Regions from separate parts of the Homo sapiens genome. Here region 1 is linked to region 2. The links are chromatin contacts, found by POLR2A ChIA-PET in ENCODE. All regions are on one chromosome and are shown on one strand. Each heading gives the region's core, a stretch centred on a gene start or an enhancer-like site at or near the end of the contact. The rest is flanking DNA. Distances are from core to core; before and after follow the strand shown. Region 1 overlaps IRS1 (insulin receptor substrate 1). Region 2 has its middle 540 kb from the start of MIR5702.

What was found. ChIA-PET counts read pairs that join two places held with the same protein, here RNA polymerase II (POLR2A).
Region 1: POLR2A ChIA-PET joins it to region 2 with 11 read pairs in MCF 10A. The contact joins two enhancer-like sites. POLR2A ChIA-PET finds 5 or more read pairs at or near these places in 3 of 52 experiments (AG04450, MCF 10A and PC-9).

The regions. Positions count from the first base shown.
Region 1 is chr2:226,753,143-226,758,241 of GRCh38, reverse strand. The region is part of intron 1 of IRS1 (insulin receptor substrate 1); the gene reads left to right. Among named protein-coding and RNA genes, the nearest start is that of IRS1, 44 kb to the left of the region's middle. Within about 2 kb of position 1,986, at least 6 of the 41 ENCODE cell types and tissues checked have a DNase peak (open chromatin) inside an H3K27ac peak, as active enhancers do; they include PC-9, where a contact is called at or near this core.
Region 2 is chr2:226,117,226-226,122,926 of GRCh38, reverse strand. No RefSeq gene overlaps it. Among named protein-coding and RNA genes, the nearest start is that of MIR5702, 540 kb to the left of the region's middle. Within about 2 kb of position 4,351, at least 16 of the 41 ENCODE cell types and tissues checked have a DNase peak (open chromatin) inside an H3K27ac peak, as active enhancers do; they include PC-9, where a contact is called at or near this core.

The sequences.
Region 1 (5,099 bases), core at 737-3,236, 640 kb before region 2:
AATTTATATAACATTCATCCACCAATTCCATGAAGTAAAAATAAAACAACCTTCATACATGAGTCCTGAAATGTGAAGAATCGTTTTCTGAATTCAAATGGAATCTGTGAATAATTAGGGGAAGAAGCTGTCTCTCCACTTTTTAATCCATTTTTTTGTCTCTGCCTCTCTCATTTTCTTTTCCTTCAAAATCAGAGAAGCAAAGAATTCTTTTGACACATAAATGTTTTGGCAAATTGTAAATTATTGATATGTTAGTATTTTTCTTATTAACTACAAACCATATTAGAAATTTAGGGCTAAAAACACAAATGTGATATTCTTAAATAAAACATTTTGTTGTTAATTTTTAAATCAACTTTTCTATTCTAAAATATGTTTCTTTTGCTTATGCCTATGTATCTTTTGTTGAATATTTTATCAGAATGCTTTGTGAATAGCAAAGTTCAAGGGAAAAGGCTTTTTGAGGGAAAATTTTAATGCAGTATTTCTCAAAATGTATTTTACAAGATGTTAGAGTAGTTAGCACAGATATGAAATGAAAACTACATATTTTCAGATTATAAGTGTAGGAAACACATGGTTAAACAAAATATCAAGCTCTAATATGAGATGAGAGATGTCAGGAGGGAGATATTTCCTAAATGTCTTTGGACACAAGACTCTATTTCTTTCCTTGGCTCACTGCAACCTCCACTTTCGGGTTCAAGCAATTTTCTTGCCTCAGCCTCCTGAGTAGCTGGGACTACAGGCACACCCCACCATGCCTGGCTAATTTTTGTATTTTTTAGTAGAGATTGGTTTTTACCATGTTGGTCAGGCTGGTCTCGAACCCCTCACCTCAGGTGATCTGCCCACCTCAGCCTCCCAAAGTGCCAAGATCACAGTTGTGAGCCACTGTGCCTCAGCCTCACAAGACTGTTTCTCATGGAGCTCATGTTCTGTAGAACATGTTTGGGAACTGCTGGCCTACTGAATGCCCAGAACCAGGGCTCCAGGAGAGTTCAAACCGTACCATCCTCTAGTAGTGAAAGCTTCTTGCTTAGTGTATTATAGGTACCCTCAGATGTTGTATGACTTGCAGTCGTTGTCATAAATTATTAATTGCAGTAGTTTATAAACAGTCAAGTATATCTGTGCTTCTTACACACGCACTTTGTCATTGGAAGCAAGCACATAAGCAGTTAGGCCTCTCTTTGGCTACATACAGCCTGTTAGGGAAAGCAGCCATTGTATTTTATTTATTTATTTATTTATTTATTTATTTATTTATTTATTTATTAGACGGAGTCTCACTCTGTCACCAGGCTGGAGTGCAGTGGCGTGATTTCAGCTCACTGCAACCTCCACCTCCTGGGTTCACGTGATTCTCCTGTCTCAGCCTCCCGAGTAGCTGGGACCACAGGCGCACGCCATCGTGCCCAGCTAATTTTTGTATTTTTAGTAGAGACGGGGTTTCATCATGTTGGCCAGGATGGTCTCTATATCTTGACCTTGTGATCCACCCACCTGGGCCTCCCAGAGTTCTGGGCTTACAGGCGTGAGCCACCTCGCCCAGCCAGAGCCATTGTATTTTAAAGGAGACAATTCTGTTCTTCCTTATAACCTATCCCAGTTGTGGATTGAATCCCTGAGCCTTAGGTCACGTTGCTATTGTTCTGCATCAATAAGCATATTATAATTGATCAATAAGTCATCTGATTTAAAAAACCATGTGTCCTAGTTGTGTTCTAAAGGGAAAATATGTTAGTTTGTTTTTTTTCTTTTCTTCATCCTCATTAAACCTTGGGCATGCATTAACACCAGAGCCAGTTCTTTGGATATCAAGACTTTGACTTGTAGTGGCAGGGCTCATGTTTACCTATAATCCTTGGAGATTTTTGAGAGATGGTGATTCACTGACTAGGGATGTTTCACCACCTTCAAAGGAGCATATATGTTTTGATTCAGTGAGGTCAGCGATACCAGATTTTAGCAACAGAACTTTCAGTCAGATGAGTTGGTGACTCACCTTGGCTTGTACCTTAGACATGCGGGTATAAGATAAATGCTTTCTTAATGATAATTCAGGGCCCCTAAATCTTGTATCTGCCTGAACTTACTAGCCTTCTTACCACTGATATTAATTTGCTGCTTCTGATGGAAGTTGGCCTGTATTATGTTAAAACTTAGATCCTTCTTAGAATGAAGTATTTCCCTTTATAAGGCTGAAAGTGAGTGCATAAAGTCTGTGAATGGGCATTGTGTTTTGAAAGCTTTCTGCCAACTGCTTATCTCTTGAATATGTTACAAACTAGAATTTTAAACATGTGGCTCATCCGTGCTTCTCTCCCATATACATGTATGTTTTTGGGAGGAGGAGCTCCATGCTCTTAAGCTTTGCTTTCTGTTGGATTAGCATTTTAATGCTTGAAGGCAGTAATTTTAAAAATGGTTCTTGGTATGGGGCCACCCAGTTTTTAAAGCCTGAGTGTCAGTAATGAGCTGAGCAGTATTTGTGGGTGGCACTAATTGAAAGAGAAAAGGTACTGAGGGAAAGGAATACAAAGTTGTGGGGAGGGGAAGGATGGGATGAAGAAACAGACTTCCCCCAGTAATTGAACCTAGTTTCATCCAGCTTCAGAGCACCCAAGTTTAACTTGAAAAAGCTTTTTGGATTATTTTGATTTGTTAAACCAGTTGTATTCTATGCTCTATAATAAGGAACATATATATTTTAGATTTTTGTGTACACAGATAATTAACACACTTAATTATAGCTCTCAGTTTGAGCCATTCAGATGAGTTACTGCCAACTAGAATGATGTGCATAAACTTAGCTCTGTTTATATGTAAACTGTACAATATTTTAACGTTAACGTCATTGTTTTCCCCTTCTCAAAGTACAGCATGTTTTGATCTACAGAGGGAATATTTTTAAAAAGTGGATGTCTAAGAATGTAAACACTGGGAGGCGAGATGCAGCTGTTTATGATTTACTTTTTAATCTTCTGTTCTTTCGTGGCTTCTAACGTCAAAGGACTTTTATTTACCTGTTATAGCATATGGCTTATGACTTTATAAGTATGCCTTTTCTGGTTTTTATTTTGGCTTTCTAAAAAAGGATGGAAGGACCGAAGGAAAGCTGTTGAATAAAAATATCCCCATGCCTACCAGGTCATGCAGTGTGGCAGGAGAGCTAAAAGGGTTTCTATTTTATGGGATCAATAAATGTCAGGCCTCACGCTTTACCTTTTGGCTGTTTGTGTTTGTCAAAATATTAGTCACACCCAGTTTGTTGTGTCTACCACTGTCTAGACTCTTCTGGAAATGAGATTTCATTTTAGTGTTTTTATAGGAGGACATATAATAAGAGATAAAAACGTGCTTTTATAATGACAATCTCTTTTGCAAGCTGTTTTCTAGAAGTGAAGGTATTTCTGATATCCAAGTGCCTATTAAGTGAAATGTTGTTTTAGCTGATTTAGTTTAGATTTAACAGAATGGCATTTCAGTATGTAATTTCTCATTACCTTTGTAAACACAAAGCTTACCCTGTTTCCTTTTATAAAAATAACTTTGTATATTCCAGTGGACTCTATTTAGATGAAAGATTTGACAGTACTTCCACCCATGCTTTTTATAGCATTGTCTATAAATTTTTGGTTAATAGCATGGATTTTGAATCCTAATTGTCCCTTTACTAGTTTGAGATCTTGAGGAATTTATTTACTCATCTTTTCTAAACCTCGGTTTTCTTGTGTTTAAAACAGGAATGATAATGCAGTCTCAGGATCGTGGCGAGAATGAAATGAAATAATGCATATTAACGCTGTTCACGTAGTGCCTAACGTGTAACAAATGATGGCTATATTGTTTTTGGAGATTCTAAATTACTGTGTATGTGTTTGTGGGTTGGGTTAGTTTACTAACCACCCCACACTCACTCCAGGAATGGTTTACTGAAATAAACCCACCCTCACTCCAGGAATGGTTTACTAAAATATACTGGGAGGGAGGAGGATACTATTGTGATTTGAGAACCATTGTCATCAATATTAAAATTGCTTTATTTTCTTAGTAGAGATATTTAATTTGTGGCATTAAAAGATAGGCTGAGGCCAAGGGTGGTGGCTCGTGCCTATAATCTTGGCACTTTGGGAAGAGGATCACTTGAGCCCAGGAGTTTGAGACCAGCCTAGCCAACGTGCTGAGACCCCATCTCTACAAAAAATAAAAATAATTAGGCAGGCATGGTGGCATGTGCTTGTAGTCCCAGCTACTCAGGAGGCTGAGGTGGGAGGATTGTTTGAGCCCGGGAGGTTTAGGCTGCAGTGAGCCGTGATCACACCACTGCATTCCAGCCTGGGTGACAGAGCAAGACCCTGTCTTAATCAATCAATCAATCAATCAATCAATCAGTGCTGAGTTTTAAACAATATATTATCAAAAGAAAATAACACTTTCAAAAAGTTAGCAAACCCCTTTAGAACACTGCCAACTATGAGGATCTCGTCACAAAGACTTCAGAGTCCATTATCTTTGATTTGGCTGAAATTACTTCTCCTTAATCAAGTCATATGGACCTTAGACTATATTTATGAGTACCTATGATTTTCTTATAGATCCTTTCTTGGTATACACAGTTTTTAATTGACATTTATTAATTGAGTACCAGTTATATATAAAACACTGTAATGGATCAGGTAGAAAGTTAGAGATAAGAAACCTCTTAAACAGTTTAGTAAAGGATTGTAATCAAATGTAAGTTTATTCACGGTCTCAGAAAATTACATTTCATGGCATATTTAGAATATGGTATGATTCTACTCTGCCTAGACATAATTTTACCTTTCAGCTAATGAAGTGTAATAATGCAGGTTATAAAACTTTAGGGTGCTTTTGAATTGCCCTTTTAGTTAAGGGCAATCCATTTTAAATAATGAGTCGGTGATTAAAATTATAAGTTTAAAGCAAAACAGGAAGTACCTTTATACCCAGTGATAAAACAGTGGTAATTTGGCAATATTCCTTATTGAAGGCCTGTCATATCTCATGATTAATGTAATTGTCTGGGTTTTAATGGCATGATTTTTTGAGGTTCTCTTCTCTGCAAACAC
Region 2 (5,701 bases), core at 3,102-5,601:
TAAAATAAAAGTTGAAATTATATAGAAAAGGAACCTGCTGAGAACTAGGTAACCAAAATAATGATGACTGTGATGATTAATACTGAGTGTCAATGTGATTGGATTGAAGGATGCAAAGTATTGATCCTGGGTATGTCTGTGAGGGTGTTGCCAAAGAGATTAACATTTGAGTCAGTAGGCTGGGAAAGGCAGGCCCACCCTCAATCTGGGTGGGCACAATCTAATCAGTTGCCAGTGTGGCCAGAAAAAAAAGCAGGCAGAAGAAAGTGGAAAAGACTAGACTGGCTTAGCCTCCAAGCCTACATCTTTCTCCTGAGCTGGATGCTTCCTGACCTCAAACATCAGACTCCAAGTTCTTCAGCTTTGAGACTTGGACTGGCTTCCTTGCTCCTCAGCTTGCAGATGGTCTATTGTGGGACTTGTGATCGCGTGAGTTAATGCTCCTTAATAAACTCCTCTCTCTCTCTTTTTCTCTCTATCTATCTATCAAGATAGATATAGATATATATCCTATTAGTTCTGTCCCTCTAGAGAACCCTGATTAAAACAATGACTGAATCAGAAAATGCCAGTCTGATTTGATACTGATAGTGAGAAGCTGCACAGAGATGGTATAAATGTTAAATCACACCAACTTCCTCCTCTTCTTCTTTCCCTTCTACTTCCTGTCTTCAGTTTCTTATTTTGCAACAGCCCTGAGTGTAAGATGTGCAGAGATTACTCAAAGAAGAGAGAAAAAAATGTGTCTAGGGGAATCCAATTGTTTAAATTTAATTCTGATTCTATTACCTAGTAGCAGTGTGACATGGGACAAGGCTTTTAACATCTCAACCCTGTAGGCACTGAATAATAATCTCATCATATTGTGGAAGATTTAAATAAGGTAGTATAAATTAAGCTGGAAACAGGAATTACATGTTAATTTTTTATCATTATAGCCATATTTTTTCTGCTCTATTTTTGTGTTTTTATCCTGCGTTTTCATTGTTTTTATACCATGAACTTGGACTACTTCATAGGTTTCTGCAATTTAATGGCTAAACATATTATAAAGGTCAGGAAAATAGCTTTACAAATATTGTCATATCTTTTAGAGTAAGAGGGAGGATTTATTTTGAAGTTGGCATGATGTAGTCACATTTCCTCCCTAATTTAAATTTCCATATTATATATAAATCTGAAATCTCTTTTGTTGTCTAGCAATTATAACAATATGATAGATCAGAATATATATCAGGAAGCAGACAAGCCATAAATATGTTCAATGTTTTCAAAGATGACAATTTTAAATGTGAACACTGTGGATGAGATGAAATGGAAGGAAATATGAGGCTATTAAGATGGAAGAAACCAGGAAACATTTGGATTTAATTCCATCTTGGATCCATTCCACCAAAGTTCAACATAATGCAAGGCTGAAGCAAATGATTGCTCTCCTTTGCCCTTATTCTTTTAGTCTTCTTTGTACTTTTGCACTGCAGAATTCTGTTAATGCCACATAGTTTTTAAAGGATCATATTTCAGACCAGTTAGTAATATTACTTATTTTTTTAAAGGTCGAAAAAAAAGAGAGAAAAATAAACCTAATTTCAGGCTCTAGACGAATCTGGAGGGGGTTGTTTAAAGTGTTCAAACACAAGACAGCGTTAGAGTTGTGCGGCCAAGATGAATTTTGAGGAACTAACCCTAAACAGGAAAAATGCTTTTGTAAAACACTTAATAATGATTCTTTCATGAAAAGTCCTTTGATCCAGAATAATTACAGGAAACCAGTGGAACCAATGAGGGGCTACTACTGGGGACACAAATCTAGTTGGTAATTGTTCCAGACAGTGTATCATCAACTTGTATTTTATTTAAAACTATTATTTTGCTTATTAAAAAAAGTTGAGAAGTGAATTTGATGATGGATAGAACAACACTGCATACACATCCTTATCCATCAGCTGAGTCCCATAGTTTGCATATGCAAAATAAATATCACTTCAAATCTGTAGCTAATTTTTTTTTTTTTTTTTTTTTTTTTTAGTTTTGTGGGGAGATTAAAACCACAACAAGAAAGAATAACCTGCAACATGAGTGGATACTATGGTTGCAAAAGTTATTTAATATCCATATTTCACAAATATTCAGCAAAAGATTTCTTAACAAAATTGAATGACTTTCAAATGGACTTATTTTGAATGTTTTAAAAACTATCAATTTTACCTGAAAACAACCAATTATTAGCTGATTTTAATAATTGATCTAGAGATTATATTTACAAAAAAAATATTATGGAGCCATTACATAGCATTCAAAGTCATATCACTTCACCATTAACTGAGATATAACAATTTGGGGCAACATAACATTTAATATTCTTGAAATTACCTAAATAAGACCATTTGTAATCAATAATACATTTAAATTTTCACCCTGTTGAAACGGTGGCCAAATACATGATGATTGGATGCAAAGTGCTGTGAGTTCCATAAGACAAGCATTTATCCAATATGATAAACATCAGTATAATAAAGGTATCAGGAAATTTCTAGAAGTAATCGATGATCTGTTACTCTTTGGATGAACATTGACTTGTGTTTAGGTATTAGGAATATGTGTGTGTGTGCATATACATATGTATGTGTATGTGCGTTAACGCTACACAAGATAAAGATTGTTGAATGCAAGTATAAGATTTAAAATGTTTAATTTGCATTGCTTTGTCTGCTATACATATATATTTTTAGATGAGCAAAGCTTAGACAAATTGATTTTTGTTCATATTAATAAATAACATAGCATAAGTATACTTATTTTTTCTAGTTTTATCAAAAGTTTTTCAATTTAGAAACAATTTAATGACAAAACTAAAATATTGAAACTGGACTTCAGAACAAAATCTAATCTTTTAATCAAAAGCAAACAACTAGTTTTGGCTTGAAATGTAAGACATAATGTGTATTTAACCATGCTTATTTAGGTAGAATGTCTTATCTGATCCCAAGTCTACCCCTGATTTTTCTGTGAGCTCCCAAGTTCCTATTTCCATTGCAAACTCTCATTTTCTATAAAAATGTGAACTAACCTAAATGGTTTTTCCATAGACAAAGGCCGTAAAGTCACAAAACACTGTGCCATATAGTAATTTTTAACATTTTATTGGTGTAATCAATAGCAACCTGTATTATGACTTCTTTTTCTCTTGAACAAAGAATTTTTGAGTCCCAATCAACTGAATCTTTGTGATTTTCCAGCCAAATACTTTTAAAAATACCAATTAGCCAATCTTAAAAATTGACATATAGCTGCCATTAACACAGACCTTTTTGTTGTGGGATTTTACAGATATAATATGACACTGAATCCCTGAATGTTTGACCATTAGGAAAGCATAACATTTTCATAACGTTTTTATCCACTTATTTGTCGACTAATCTAATTGATTATTCTCCTGTAGCATTTTATCCTGTTTATGAAACTCTTTCCTTAGCCACCTTTATTTTGCAAGTGCATGTCATAAATTATAAAATCAATGGCATAGCTTGTCTGGCACCCGTAAAATTGATAGCTTCCCTTTCTTTTATTAGCATAATCTGCCAATTTATTATGAAAGAGTGAATGGCATGCTTGTGATTAGAACTGGTCATGACAGGTCACTTGAAAACATATTGATGGTGTATGAGACATGCTTTTTAATTAAAATGTAGGTCTGAGCTGGCTAGGCAAACACCAGTTTCTCCTTACTCATCACATTTATTGAGTCATGTATTTGCTTATTTATAATATTTTAAATTAACAATGATGAGTCAGATTAGCATACAGAAGACATGCCCCAGAGAAAAACAGAAAAAAAGCGTGCTATTTTACTTAGGACAAGCAAAAGCATACTGCCTGTAAAAATACTGTAAGAAGGTGAGAACATTAAAAATGATAACTCGAGATGTATAAAGTTTTACCAGATTTGCCAGTCACTTTTAAACCTACCCCTGTGTATTTGCTTAATATCCACTCAATTGTCTTAAGCAAGAACAACTCCCCCACTTTCACCCACTTTCTTTCACAAAGTTATAACTTAGGCAAGAGAGTCCCAACTCCAATTGCACAATATCCTCAGGGTTACTGTGAGCTCAAAGGATGTTGTGAAATCCTCGAGGCAAAATTAATCGTGATGTGACTTAATTTTTTAAAGTGAAATGTGTACCATAAAGTACCCCTAAGAGGAGGCTTAGTGGATGATGAGGGAGGTAATGAATACAGCAAACGATTACAGGGTGTCAGAACAGCAGGACTGGGGTGGCTGGCAGTGACTACTACTTTCATCCCACAGACATCTGCGGGTGAGGGCAGCAGATGAAAAGCCGTGCATCTTCTCTGTAATTTGTATTGCCACAGCATTCCATCTTGGCCACACGATTCAGTCACACGTACTTTTGTTGATTCAGAAGAATTTCCAAAGGACAAGCTTGCACTGTTCTTGCCATGAAAGAGAGTTCTGCTACTTTTTGATGAAATTGAGAGTTAGGGTCTGGCTTTATGTTTGTTTGTTTTTGCTTGTTTGTTTTGGAATACAATCTATGATTTCTAAGCACCCCCTTTTACTTTTATTTTTACTACTAAACAAGACAAAAATATGGATCCAGTCTAAATAGGACAAATGAGAAGCAGGGGGCAAGTGTGTTTTGCCCCTGGTAGTATCTCTGACTTCTTTTAGATTTTGTGAAGTGATTGTGACATAAAAAGAATTCAAAACAATGTTTTTAAATAGAGTAGAATGCACTCAAAGTCCAGGTGTGATAGGGTAAGCATGCTATTATTTTTTGGAGATAAGTTTTGAAATGATGAATAATCAATTATAGCTATTTAATGGAGGTAATAAGTGGATCAGGTTGCTACCTTAAGCTGACATATTAATCTTTTTCAAAATCCTGCTGTGTTTCATACTTGTTATTGCCCTCAGCTCAATGTACTCTACATAGTCCAAATATAAGACATTCTAGTATAGTGGAATCTGATAGTATACAAAGCTCAATTCAGGAAGAACAGATAAGATGTGCTTGTGCCAGTCTATTCCATCCCTCCTGCAGCATTGCTACTTAACTTCTCCAGGCCCAGCGAATTCCTAGCTTGATCATAGAATTCCATTGGTAGCTTTGCATGGTTTTCAACAGTTGTCTAGGCTGCTTATTTTCCCTCACTTTCCAAATTCATCTGATCTGAGCATATATGGCTTATGCATTATAGTTTACATACTATGGTTTATGACTAAGGATGTAACGATTTTTGACTTTGTTTTATTGCACTTGAGCTATATCAAATTAAACTGGCCTTCTTGTTAATTTATCATTGGTAAAATATTTCATATGCATTTTTTTGTTAATCCTGTACTTCAAACCTACGAATAGCTTGCTTAATTGTATTTTATGAACTGAACTGCAATGACCTCATACTTTGGCTTTACCTTTGTAATAAATTGACATTAGTAAAAAAATGTTAGTAAGTAATGTGGAATATTGCTAATATCATTGGGCTTGACATTTGCTTGGAAGGAAAACTAGGAGACACATCTTTTGAAAGACAAATCCATATACAATACATTCTGTAATATTTTTCTCATACCTCCATAAATTTCCCCTTGTGGATTTTAGTCTTCTCTGTCTGATATCAGCCAACACGCTGTCTTGATGTAAGACTGTGTAGCATGGAAGAAAATGAACTT